3 separate regions of the Homo sapiens genome follow, and all the other regions are linked to region 3. The links are chromatin loops, found by intact Hi-C in ENCODE. Cell type or tissue: endothelial cell of umbilical vein. All regions are shown on one strand. Region 1 overlaps LOC124902123 (a long non-coding RNA gene). Region 2 has its middle 160 kb from the start of FREM1. Region 3 holds the start of LOC105375980 (a long non-coding RNA gene).

The links. Peaks named below come from ENCODE experiments on the same cell type or tissue, not always from the same donor. Only the 100,000 strongest peaks of a DNase experiment are listed, where the experiment ranks them.
Region 1: it touches region 3 in a loop (9-fold over the local background); 2 of 110 quality-filtered maps call a loop at or near these places.
Region 2: it touches region 3 in a loop (2.0-fold over the local background); 3 of 110 quality-filtered maps call a loop at or near these places.

The regions. Positions count from the first base shown.
Region 1 is chr9:15,153,908-15,157,907 of GRCh38, forward strand. The region is part of intron 2 of LOC124902123 (a long non-coding RNA gene); the gene reads left to right. Among named protein-coding and RNA genes, the nearest start is that of TTC39B, 150 kb to the right of the region's middle. In endothelial cell of umbilical vein, no CTCF peak of the experiment used is centred here; DNase peaks (open chromatin) are centred at 1,154 and 2,084; H3K27ac peaks cover 1,480 bases.
Region 2 is chr9:15,067,711-15,071,710 of GRCh38, forward strand. No RefSeq gene overlaps it. Among named protein-coding and RNA genes, the nearest start is that of FREM1, 160 kb to the left of the region's middle. In endothelial cell of umbilical vein, no CTCF peak of the experiment used is centred here; DNase peaks (open chromatin) are centred at 1,631 and 3,221; H3K27ac peaks cover 1,010 bases.
Region 3 is chr9:14,991,799-14,995,798 of GRCh38, forward strand. It overlaps LOC105375980 (a long non-coding RNA gene), which reads right to left and starts at 1,397. Exons shown (of 5, transcript XR_929491.3): 1 at 1,351-1,397; 2 at 731-956. It also overlaps the pseudogene LOC389705. In endothelial cell of umbilical vein, no CTCF peak of the experiment used is centred here; DNase peaks (open chromatin) are centred at 1,523 and 2,223; H3K4me3 peaks cover 1,294 bases; H3K27ac peaks cover 2,058 bases.

The DNA.
Region 1 (4,000 bases), 160 kb after region 3:
AAAGCTAGAGACTGTTAGCAGCATCCATAAGAGAGTCAACAAAAGGCTGTAACAAGAGGCCAGTTGGTGGCTGGCTGGCTGCTAGAGGCCACGTGGAGGAAGAAATTTGCTGGCCTTGGAATAGGAGTCTTTTCCTTTGGACTAAGCTTTAAAGAGTCTTCCTTTGGAGAGCAGAAGATTGCTCAAATAAAGAAAGAAACCAGCTTTATTAAAAAAAAAAAAAAACAGGTGAGAAAGGAACAAGATGAAATCAAATCTATTATGCTTCCTAAGATTTTGGAAGACTTCCAGGGACCAATGTTAGGGAAAATGAAAATTGAGCATCAAATGTTAATGGAAAAATCACTATCGGGGATGTGGAAAAATAAAGTTAATCTGGAAGGAAAAATGGAACAAATGTTGAATGTGTGGGCTTCCCAGTGGCTTGTATAAGAGCCACGAAAATGGATTTTAAGTATAGAAGATTCTGTTGACCTGGTATTGACTTGTTGCTCCATGACCAAATGGGGGACACAGGGTTTTAGCATCAGTTATTGAGATTTTGTGCTCCCTCAGTCCCCTCATTCGCCCCAACAATATCGCCCAAGAATGATTATCCAGCCAAGGATTATTTTGATAATCAAAATCATGGACACTTACTATTTTTTGTGTGTTTGTGTAAACTAAGTCTAGGGACACAGAGCTCATCTAGGAAGATGAGGAGGAGGGCATCCTAAAGGTACATGGTAGTGCTCCAATCTGCAATACCGTCCCTCCCCGCACCCTCACGCCATCTCACTTTCTGCTTAGACAGCAATAACAGGTGCCTCTCCACCTCGTCCTCCCCATTCCCCGAAAAAAGATTTGTAGAATTTAAGATGTGAAAAGCTGGGAACCACTGCACTAAACCACACTGTATCCAGTACTCCATACACAGATTGCCAAATGGCTGAAGAACAAGGTCTAGCCCTTAAAACGAATGAAGCTGGATGGCTAAAAGAGCATTGCAACAGAAATCTTTGTTCTACAAATGAACTGAACCTACCCAGACGGTCCTAACCATAAGGCCTATGGCATCCTTTCTAAGAGCCACAGTTTTGTTGACAAGGAACACCATGCTGCTATTTTTAAAGGAAGCATTCATCTTTCTGACAGCTAGTCAGTAAGTCACCTTTTGTGGTCAAACTTTGCGTGATTTGGCCTTAGGAAGCTCACCTGGGCGAGAAAGGGTAGGGGAAGAATGTGTCCTTCTTCCTACTGGATAAAAGCTATGCATAAATCTCAGACAAAAATTAGAGAAAAAAAAAGAATCCCCCATGGCGCTAAAATGTCAGAATATACATTTCCTAATAGATTAACAAGTACTATAAATATTTACATGATCTGCTGATATACCTAACTTGTAGGGGGAATATGGGAACAGGGGAAGAAGCAGCCAGATAAATATTAAAGCGTATTTTTAAAATAATTATGCTGTAATCATTTTTTTTTAAATCCATTTTCCTGAAATAAGGGATTCCGTCTCTTTTCGGAGAAGCCATTTAATAGCCAAATTAAAGAGAGGTTAGCTCCATCACTACACCGGTTCCCTTATCACCACTCTAATCTCCATGGTCACCCAGAGTTTGCCAACTAGAATTTTGGATGAATTAAGATTTGCTTATTTAATAATGTAGAGGAGATCAGGAAATAGGTGGTGTCTCAAGACTTTAAATGAACACATGCCTTCAGTCTGGGTTTTAAGAAGTTTTATTGTTATAAGTAACTTCAGACACAGAAATAAAAAGAAAAAAGAGAAATGTTTTTCTCTTTTAATAAAGAAAAATATAAAGCCTCCAACATATTATTAAAATGACTTTGCTTTTAATTTCAACATAGAAGTTCTCTGTTTAAAACTATTAATAGTTTATTAACATAAATCTTTAGTGAGTGAAGAAAAAAATGAGATGGAAAACTTTCAGGGCTGGAATGAGCTCTTATTTTCCATTTAATATTTGGGTAGGAACAATTCTTGGAAATGATCACAAACGCAATAATTACTGGCTTAATCCTAAATAGATTTGCAGCCGTTCCTTTTCGTGTTATTTTTGGCATGCTGGCTGTGGCATGCTGTAATGTTGACATAACTGGTTTCTCAGAAAACAAGATTTGTGACAATTTGCTCCATTCTGCTCCAAAGACAATCAATCTGAGGCTTTCAAAGCAGGGCTAAAAATGCACACAAATCTCCCCCCTCGCAGCTGCTTCTTGTTTAACATTGTCAAATTTTCTTAATTAAAATTTGAGATTTTATGCTTGGCTTCCTCTCCCCTTCCTCTAAAGCTCAAATGACACTTTGCCTTTTTTAGCTATATGGAAGTCTACAAAAAGCCAGACAAAGGCCCTAATTGTTTTATCAGAAGACCTCATTTTTAAGTTTGTGCTTAGTATTTTTCATCTATATTACATTTTATCCAATCTGAATCTTAGCAGGCTTAATTCAGCTTTGAGGGTGAACAGAACATGTATTTCACCCAAAATCATAATTACTGATGAAATATTGGAGGCATTTCCTGAGGTTTTCTCATAAGTCTTCAGTCACATGGCTTTCAATGCCATCTGCATACCAAAGACTCACAACTTTTTATCTCAACCCAAGCCTCTTTTCCAAATTCCAGTGTCATTTATCTAATTGCCCTCTCAACATCAAGATGTCTTATAAGATCCTTAATAAGGATCTTAAACTCATTATGTCCATAATGCCTTCTGAGCATTCCTCCAAAACCTGCTCAGTCTGCCACTTTGCCCATCTCAGCTGATGCAACTCCACCCTTCTGGTCATTCAGGCCCAAACCCCAGACATCATACTATGGTCTGGGTCACTGTGATGGCCTCGTCTCCTGCTTCTACCTCATCCACCTCACTCTACCCTCAATATCCAGTCTTTTCAAAACTTGTTAGCCCATGCCACTCCTTTGCTGAAAACTGCAATGGTTGCTCATTTCAGTCAGGGTAAAAGTCAAAGTTTTTTAAATGGCCCCATTACATTCTGAAGATTACTTATAAACCTGCCATTCAGAGACAATATTATAGGTCTCTTGCTTTTCTGCATACCTCAAAGAAAAGGTACTGACTGGCTTTGTTCCAGACTAGCTTTTCAAAACTGTTTGGAATGAGCAGCTTTGTAAGATATAGTGTCTCCCCCCAGAGAAGAAGGCAGGTTTGCTTACTGTTCAGTGTGAGGCAAAGAGAATGTCTATCTTCCGAGGAAAGGGCAAGAAAGTTTGCTTGCAGTCTGTTATAAAAGATTCAGGTTTGGCCAGGCGTGATGGCTCATGCCTGTAATCCCAGCACTTTGGGAAGCCGAGGCGGACGGATCACAAGGTCAGGAGTTCGAGACCAGCCTGGCCAACATGGTGAAACCCTGTGTCTACTAAAAATACAAAAATTAGCCAGGTGTGGTGGCAGGCACCTATAACCCCGGCTACTCGGGAGGCCTTGGCAGGCAAATCACTCAAAACCGGAAGGCAGAGGTTGCAGTGAGCCCAGATTGCACCACTGCATTCCAGCCTGGGAGAAAGAGCAAAACCCCATCTCAAAAAAAAAAAAAAAAAAAAAGATTCAGGTTCCCTGAGAGGCTCCTCTGCTGTGACACAAACCCATTGAGGGTGCAGCAGCCACCTGAGCCCCTCCACATCACCCTTGTGGGACTTGGCAGGCAAGGGGAATTGACACAAATGTGCCAGTGTTCATGACGCTTGTTGTGCCATGAGTAATAAAGCATTTTTTTCTCTGACCCAGGATTCTCATGTCTTCTGCCAGAATCCACAAAACTGTGCAGGCTAACCTTGTTAGCTTGCAAGAAGAGTAAAATCTGACTTTCGTCAGTACTTAACCACCTATGTGACTCGTCTCCTGCTACTGTCCCCTCAGTGCCTCAGGCCAGCCACATGGTCTCCTTGATGTCCTCAGAACACATTTGGCACACCCTTTCTTAAAGCCTTTGTATGGGCTTTTGTTTTCTTCCTGAAATGCTCTTCCC
Region 2 (4,000 bases), 76 kb after region 3:
TTTTTTCTCCCTCCATGACCTTACTGATAAGAAGTGGCCATCCCGGTAATGGAGGGGAAAGTAAATGTTATAAATTGATAGCAGAAATTCCAGAATGTCGGCGGACTCCAAATCCAAGATTAAAAAGGTAATGGCAAGAATAGTGCTTCACATTTAGCAGGTGGTCAATTAAACCTCTACTGGGTAAATGAATTGTATAAAAGAAGCATACGCTATTAAAATTTGTTCAGCCATTCAGTCATATTTAGCTGTCTAAACTGCAAAGACTTGTAAGTTAGTACCAAATCCCAAAGAAGTTTACCAAAGTTACACAACCAGGCAGCAGCAATGCTAAGCCCATTACTCAATTCACTGTTTTCTTTTCTGTTCTGTTGCCACCTCAAAATAAAAAAACACATCCTTCGTTAGAGATGATAAAGTGGATATTAAGACATCTATGTAATTGGAAACAAGTTCCACATTCAATTATTACCTCTGCATATAAGATAAGCTGTATAGTACATGAATAAAAAGATTTATTAAATTTGCTAAATTTCATATTTAATAAATTTAAAATTTTATTAGAGAAATCAGAGTAAATCCATTTTATTACCTAATTAAAGTTGTAAAGGGCTACAAAGAAACTAGAAATTAAACATGTGTTAATTTAAAAACAAAAAACAAAACCTTAAAGTACAATTTAAGCTACCAGTCTCCTGCATAAACACAAGGCAGAGACCTCGATGCTGGGAAAATAGCCAAAATTACAAACTTAATCAATGTGGCAGGAAATCTGTTCACACTTTGAAATCTTGATACAAAGCATTTCTGACAAGCCATGAGATGGCATAAAATTAAATTATAATTATAATCGTAAGTTCTTCTATTTCCTATGTTCTTACGATGGTTAGAACTTACGATTATAACCATACTGAAGTATCAGTTATTTTTAGAAAATCAAGCTAAAGGTAGTAATATGAACCAGATTTTATTGAAGATTTGAAATTCAAATACTGTGGGCAAAATATATTTAAAAATAGGCTTTGTTTTACACTATTGTTGTAGAAACAAGGAGTTTTTGACACCGCATAAAGAATCTTTAGTTGTTCCTTTAATTTACAGACACTTAGATGAATTAATTTTTAAGAAGAAGTTTAATTTTCTAGTTGGATAAAATATTAGTGCTAATAAAAGTATAATAAGGATCTGAATCCTAAAATCACTTATAAAGAGCCTACAGAATGTCCCTCTGGCAATAAGAATATCATATAACACCTAGATTTTCAAATAATGTGCAAAAAATGCTAACTACTCATACTTTTCAGAGGGAAGAAAAAGGAAAAACATCTATTATAATAGAAAACAAAAAAACTTTATTTAGATACATTGCTGATCTAATGAATGTCAAGAAATAATTTCGGGAGAAACTTGAAAAAATAAGACCCCAAACTTTTATTTCAATGGCAAAGCTACACTTTGTGTGGTTTAAGCCCATCGTTAGTCCTCTAGGATCTGGCACTCTTCTAACTTCCACCTTTCTACTCTACCCCCTCTACTGAGTCACAACAAAACTGCCTTTGTTGTATCAAATTAACCCAAGAACAACATACTAGGCATTTCCTCCCATCACAGCATTTACTCATTTTATTATATGCATCAGGAATGCCCTATCGAGTTCCCTTGTGTATGTGAAAACAGTCTGCTTTGATAACACTTGTCAAAAGGAGACTCATCTCCTCTCCCCCTAAGAACTTTGGGACTTTAGGGGAAGAAGAGATTTCTATCATTTCTCTCATTCACTAGAAGTTTACGAACTTCCTCAGGATTTTGTTTCTTTGTTTTAAACTTCTTATGCCTCTACCAGACTTAAAACGCAAGTTCAAGACTTAAAACACAGTTATTATGAAGATACTTGTAGTGAGAAGCAGTTTAGCCTCATGATTAGAGTATGAGCCAAGTATCTGGATGGAATTCTGACTTTTCCTTAACATTTCCTCCTCTCAATCTTGTCGACTGGAAAATGGGGATTATAACAGTGCCTACTTCATCAACTTGTGATGAGGATTTAAATGATTTCATACATGTAAAGCACTTAGAACAAGCCAGGCACAATAGCTCACACCTGTAATCTCAGCTACTCGGGAGGCCGAGGCAGGAGGGCCGCTTGAGCCCGGGAGTTGGAGACCAGCCTGGGCAACATAGTGAGACTCTCTCTAAATAAAAATGTTTGTCTTTTAAATTAGCCAGATGTGGTGTTGCATGCCTGCAGTCCCAGGTACCTGGGACAGTGAGACGGGAGGATCTAAGCCCAGTAGTTCAAGGCTACAGTTTGCTATGATCACTCTACTCTTTCACCCAGGCTGCAGTGCAGTAAAACAAAAAAACCACTTAGAACAGTATTCAGCTAACAGGAAATTCTAATAAATATTAGTTATTATTAATATTACTATTTTTATCATAATTCTCCACAGCACCTAGTAGTGCTATATATATATATGTATATATGCTCACTTTGAATGAAACAACATTTAAATAATTTTTAAAGGCCCCTCATGGAGTAAATGGAGGCTCAGGCCCAAAAGATCAAATCCATTATAAAGGGTTGGTACAAGAAAGAAATTTGACCTCCAAAACTACTTAAACATCTTGAACAAATTAAGAAGAAAGTCAAAGTGTAAAACTAACAGTCCAAATAAGCCAAGTATTTTTTCCTGATAAAAAAGGAAGAGACATTTTGAGAGAGCTTGACTGTTTCTATATAGGAAATCTACCCCTAAAGATGGTTATTTCTGAAATGTCATCTTAATTTCTAATCTATCAATAGTATATCAAACTGATTCTATTTTGAATCTACTTATACTTCTAGATTTGACATTATTTACTTAAGTAGGAAGCTTCACTATTTACCATCTCACCTTGAAAAGTAGTATTAAATTCAATTTACCCAACAAAGGTAATCCCTGGCTATAGCACTCAGGGATTTAGTATACAGATCCATGTTTACTTTATTGATATGCTTCACAATTTTATACTTTATCTGCCTCTTCACTATCAGCCTGAAGATCAATTTTAATCATTATAGTTTTGTTCTTCCTCACAGGGAAGCTGATTCTGTTTTTTTTTCGATTTGTTAGCTGCCTGTCTCCATCAGTTCCTTTGTGTTGACCCATGGCTACAATGGGTCATAAATTATGGAAAACAAGTAACATCTTACGCATAGACACTAGGATACTACAGTATGTTTGAGGAAATACAGTACAGTCAAGCAAGCCCAATAACTGCCTTATCTCTTCTACAAATACACAATGTTACTTTCAAATAACAATGGCTTATATTAATAGATTAGTTCTCATCAAGTGATAAAGAACCTATCTGAGTTGCCAAGAGTAGGACTGATTTAGATCCTAAGCAAGATTCTTAAAGGATTATTTATGAAAGTATAATAGAAATAGAAAGCTTATGTTTTGATAATATCAGTAACCATGCCTACTCTCACATAAGTTTTGGCTTATTTCTTATTATTTGCATATTTTACACTGAGACAGTCCATAAGTAAGTTCTGTCAAAGACTGTCAAGCTTCACACAAAGAACTTAAATTTCTGAAGCCCAGGTATTCTAGTTTATCATCATTAACAACCAAATGTTGTAATAGCATGGGGAAAACATAGTCTGTCCTGTTTTACAGTTTAATTACTAATTAGCAAATAATGTGACATTTGAACACTCACTATTCATTCACCTTGCTTCCTGTTTAAAGAAATCATTACCAAAAAACTGATGATGAGAACACAGGAAATAGAAGAACTTAGGATTATAACATTAAGAAAAGAAAAAGCTCTCAGTGGTGTGATTATGAGAAATTATTTTCTCCTTTATGCCTTTAGATATTTCTTCCAAACGGAATGCTCAGTAAGCCTTAGAAGTTTGAGGTATTTACCTGTTCTGTGTGTAGTGACCATGGCAAATGTCTGCAGGTTCCTTTGGGAAGGTTAAGCAAAGTAGTCTCCATATGCATTTGTG
Region 3 (4,000 bases):
ACAATAATGTAATGCTATAAAAGAACAGAGAATAAAAAGGGCACTTAGAAATGAAGGTATAATAAAAGAAATAAAGTAATCTGATAATCATTTGTCCAATTAAGTTGAAAAAGTCACAGAGAAAGTAGAATAAAAAGATGAAGGGATAGAAAATAGGACAGACAGGTAAGAAAAAACATCAGCCAAGAAGGTCCACGATCTAAATAACAAATTTCAAAAAATAAGAGATAAAATAAGAGAGGGCGGAAAGAAACGATCAAATAAATAATACCAGGAGAATCCCCATAACGGAAGAACATGTGTTTCAGGATTGAAAAACTGATCAATAGGAATGAGAAAAGACCCATAAGAAAGACACTCGATTGTGTCTTAGAACGCTGGGTATAAAGAGAAGATCCTAAAGCTTCTTGAGACAAAACAAAACCGAAACCAAAGCGGGTTACATAACAAGAAATTTAGTGACCTGAGAAGGAGAAGGAAATGCAATGACGTAGAGTTTCTCAACAATTTTGGAAGCTAAAATATTGTGGAGCAAGCCCTCCAATATTCCGAGTGAAAGTTATTTTCAACCTAGAACTCAGCCAGAATAAAAACAGTTCCAGACCTGCACGCTCTGTGGGAAAAAAGACCTGGAAGCAACCTCCCTCAAGGAACTATTGGCGGATATGTTCCACAACATGAGGCTATATAATCAAGAAAAAGACACAGACTCAGGAAATAGGGAACTCACCTCAGGAATGAGGAATAAGACCTTCCCAGGATGGATGTGAAGGAGACCCAGGACATCAGTTGAGAGCTGTGCCTTCCAAATTTTGATGTGCATAGGAATTACCAGGGGATCTTGTTGCAATGCAGACACTGATTCAGTAAGTCTGGGTAGGGCTTGAGATTTCGCGTTTTTAACAAATTCCCTCAGGATGCTGAGGCTGCTGGTTCAGGGACTACACTTTGCATAACTGGGGTGTAGAGAAAAAATAGTCCGAACTGTACCAAGAAGACGATGGTACAGAGACAGAGACAGACAGACACTTATTTCCTTCTGGGAGATCATCGGGAATGAATTAGTGTAAGTCAATAACTGTATAGTAGGGGAGGGAGAGGGATGGAGGAGAGGGAGAAAAGGATTAATGTTTTAAGTAAACACAAATGAAGAAAAAACAAGGAAGGGGCTGTACTGAGGGCAGCCGCATACATCCAACCTTGCCTCTAGTAGACACCTGAAGAGGAAGGTTGGACCACCCTAACGGATTCAGATTCAGTAGTCTGGGGGGGTCTCTGGAGTGACCCTGGAAGATGCTCCAAAAAGCCTAGAAGCGGACCACAAGGACAGAAGACGCCCCTTCCCCATACCCAGCAAGGGAGTAAGCCGGGCCTCAAAGCGCCCGGCGCCAGGTCTCAGGGGGCGGGGCATGGGCGGAGCCTTTTCCCTAAATTGGCGCGCCCGAGCGGCGCTGGGATTCGCATTGGAGGCTTTTGAACCCGGAAGCAGTTGGCTGCTCTCGGAAGCGGCCGCGGATCCGGGAATTCGGCTGGCGCTGCAGCTGCAGAATGGTGGGCGGTGGCTGGAAGCGCAGGCCCGGCGCGGGGGCGGGGCCGCAGATACTGCCAGAAAGGCTGTGGGGGCTACGCAGGTGGCTTTGGATGACAGCCAGGGTACCAGGAGGCAGCGCGTTTCATTCATGCAGTGACTATTAAGCTTGCTGTGTGTCCGGGGTCTGCGGTTTGCTGCGGGGACCCTGCCCAGGTCGCTGTTTCGCGCTCTGTAGGGGATTGGACCAGGAAAGTAGCGCCTCTGCATTTTCTGCCCAGCTCCTCTTGGCGCATTTCCTGGGGAAACGGATTAAGCCAACCAACGTTTCATTCATTCGCCCACCCAGATAGATTGGGAACCGATTACATACCAGACATTGTGCGGGGCCCTGCGGATTTGGGGTCAACCCGCCTGCCCCTTCTCCATGTAGAGCCTCCGGCCTGGGGAGGAGGGGCACAAGCGAATATGCATTCTACTGTGACTTTTTTGTTTGGGATTATAATGCTGGTGTGTAGAAAGTGCTATGGAAACACTGAAGGAGGATTTAACAAGTCCCAGGGGGTGTTAAAGAAGACTTTTAAGACAACTCTTTGAAAATGGGTTTTGAAGGCAGAGAAGAGTCTGAGACGTAAAAGTGTAGGAGATGTTTGGGCATAGTGGAGCGTTCGGCTTGGCTGGAGCCAGAGAAATGGGAAAGTAAGAGGGACCTGATCATAAAAGCACTATGAGAGGGGAGGGGGGAAAAGTATGTGCATTATCTCATATTTTACTACGATTTCGGAAGTTCTGTAACCACTACAGTAGCAATAAGGGGAATCAGACAGGAAGGAAGTGCCATTGTGATAACTAAAGTTTTAGAAAACTTAGTCTGGCAGTGTTATAAATCGGATAGGGTGTGAGACATTCTTGGAGGGCTTAATTAACTAGTAAAGGGCCAGTTGTATAGGCATTCTTCATATTGGGTCATGCATTCTAGGAATACCAGGGTAAAGGAGAAATGCAGCCTCTGAAGGGGACAGCTGTCCTAAATTCTAGTTGTTAGGGATATGGAGATGCTGAACTAGTATGTGAGTTAAGGCAGAGCTGAAAAAATTCTCTTTGAAGGTTCAGTGAAGAACTGCTTTGGTGGCGTGAGGTGCTTAACTAGAAATACAATAGCAGAAATGAAGGCGAGTCTATAGAGGCTATAACCATAATGGCCGGCATTTGCATATTATGTGCTAGGACTGTTCTGTGTATTTTTACATATAATAACTTATTCCTTGTAACAACCCTATGATAGAGGTACTGTATGCCCTTTTTGCAGATGAGAAAACAAGGCACAGAGAGGTTAAGTAACTTGCCTAAGGTTGGAAATCAGCTGGAAATCAGTAGGGTCAGGAGTCAACCCAGGCAACCTAACCATTAAGCAAAACTGCCTTTCAGCAAGGCAGATTAAGCCTTTTCTAACATCTTCAGTTGGAGCCAGTCTTTGAAAGTCTGACCAAAGACAGTTATAAAAACAGAAGATAGGATAGCTCGGGACTTCATATGTTCCTACTGTTCTATATTTACAGTTGGAGAAGCAACAGGAAGTGGTTGAGAATCTGCTGTGGAGCCAGACTTAAACCTGAGTTTAAATCCCTTCTCTTCCACTTCCTAGTTAGGGACATAGGGAGGTTAACCTCAGCAGCTGTAAGATGAGGTTAATAGTATCTAGTGCATGAGATAGTTGAGGATTAAATGAGTTAATTCACAGAAGGTGCTTAGAACAGTGAAATAGCACAAGATAAGTTCTCAATAAGTATGACTTACTACTTGTTTTTACTATTATATTATCTTTACTATTACTATTTGCTATTGATACTCACTTTTGGATTCATTTTTCAACAGCCTTTTTGTTCAGCGTCATTCTTTTTTAAATCAGATGCATTATAATCCTTGGCACAATAAACTGTTACCATTGTTCAATTCATGATTGTTTTTGAGCTTATTTATGTTAAGTAATATAACAAACACCTGTGAACCCATTGCCCAACCCTAAAACTGAAACAGTAGTTCTACATCTACACATGTCCCTCTCCTCTCCCTTCAGCCTTCTTTCTGTCACTCATGTTCAATGTAGCTATCCTGAATTTTGTTTTCCCTTGCCTTTTAAAAATAGGCTCATCTCCTATGAATGTATACCTAAATAATATTTATTTTTAGTTTTTGAAATTCATAAAAAGGCTATCATGCTGCATATAATCAAGAACTTTTTTCCTCATTAAAAATATTTAATATAGATAGGTCCATATTGTGTAGCCATACAGTAACCATTTGGTAAATGAAGGAGATTGGTTCCAGGACTCTCACATATCCCAAAACCCGAGCATACCCAAGTTCCAAAGTTGGTCCTGTGGAACCCGAGTATACAAAAAGTTGGCCCTCTCTCTAAGTGGATTTCACATCCTAAGAATACTGTTATTTTCCAGTCTGCATTTGGTTGGA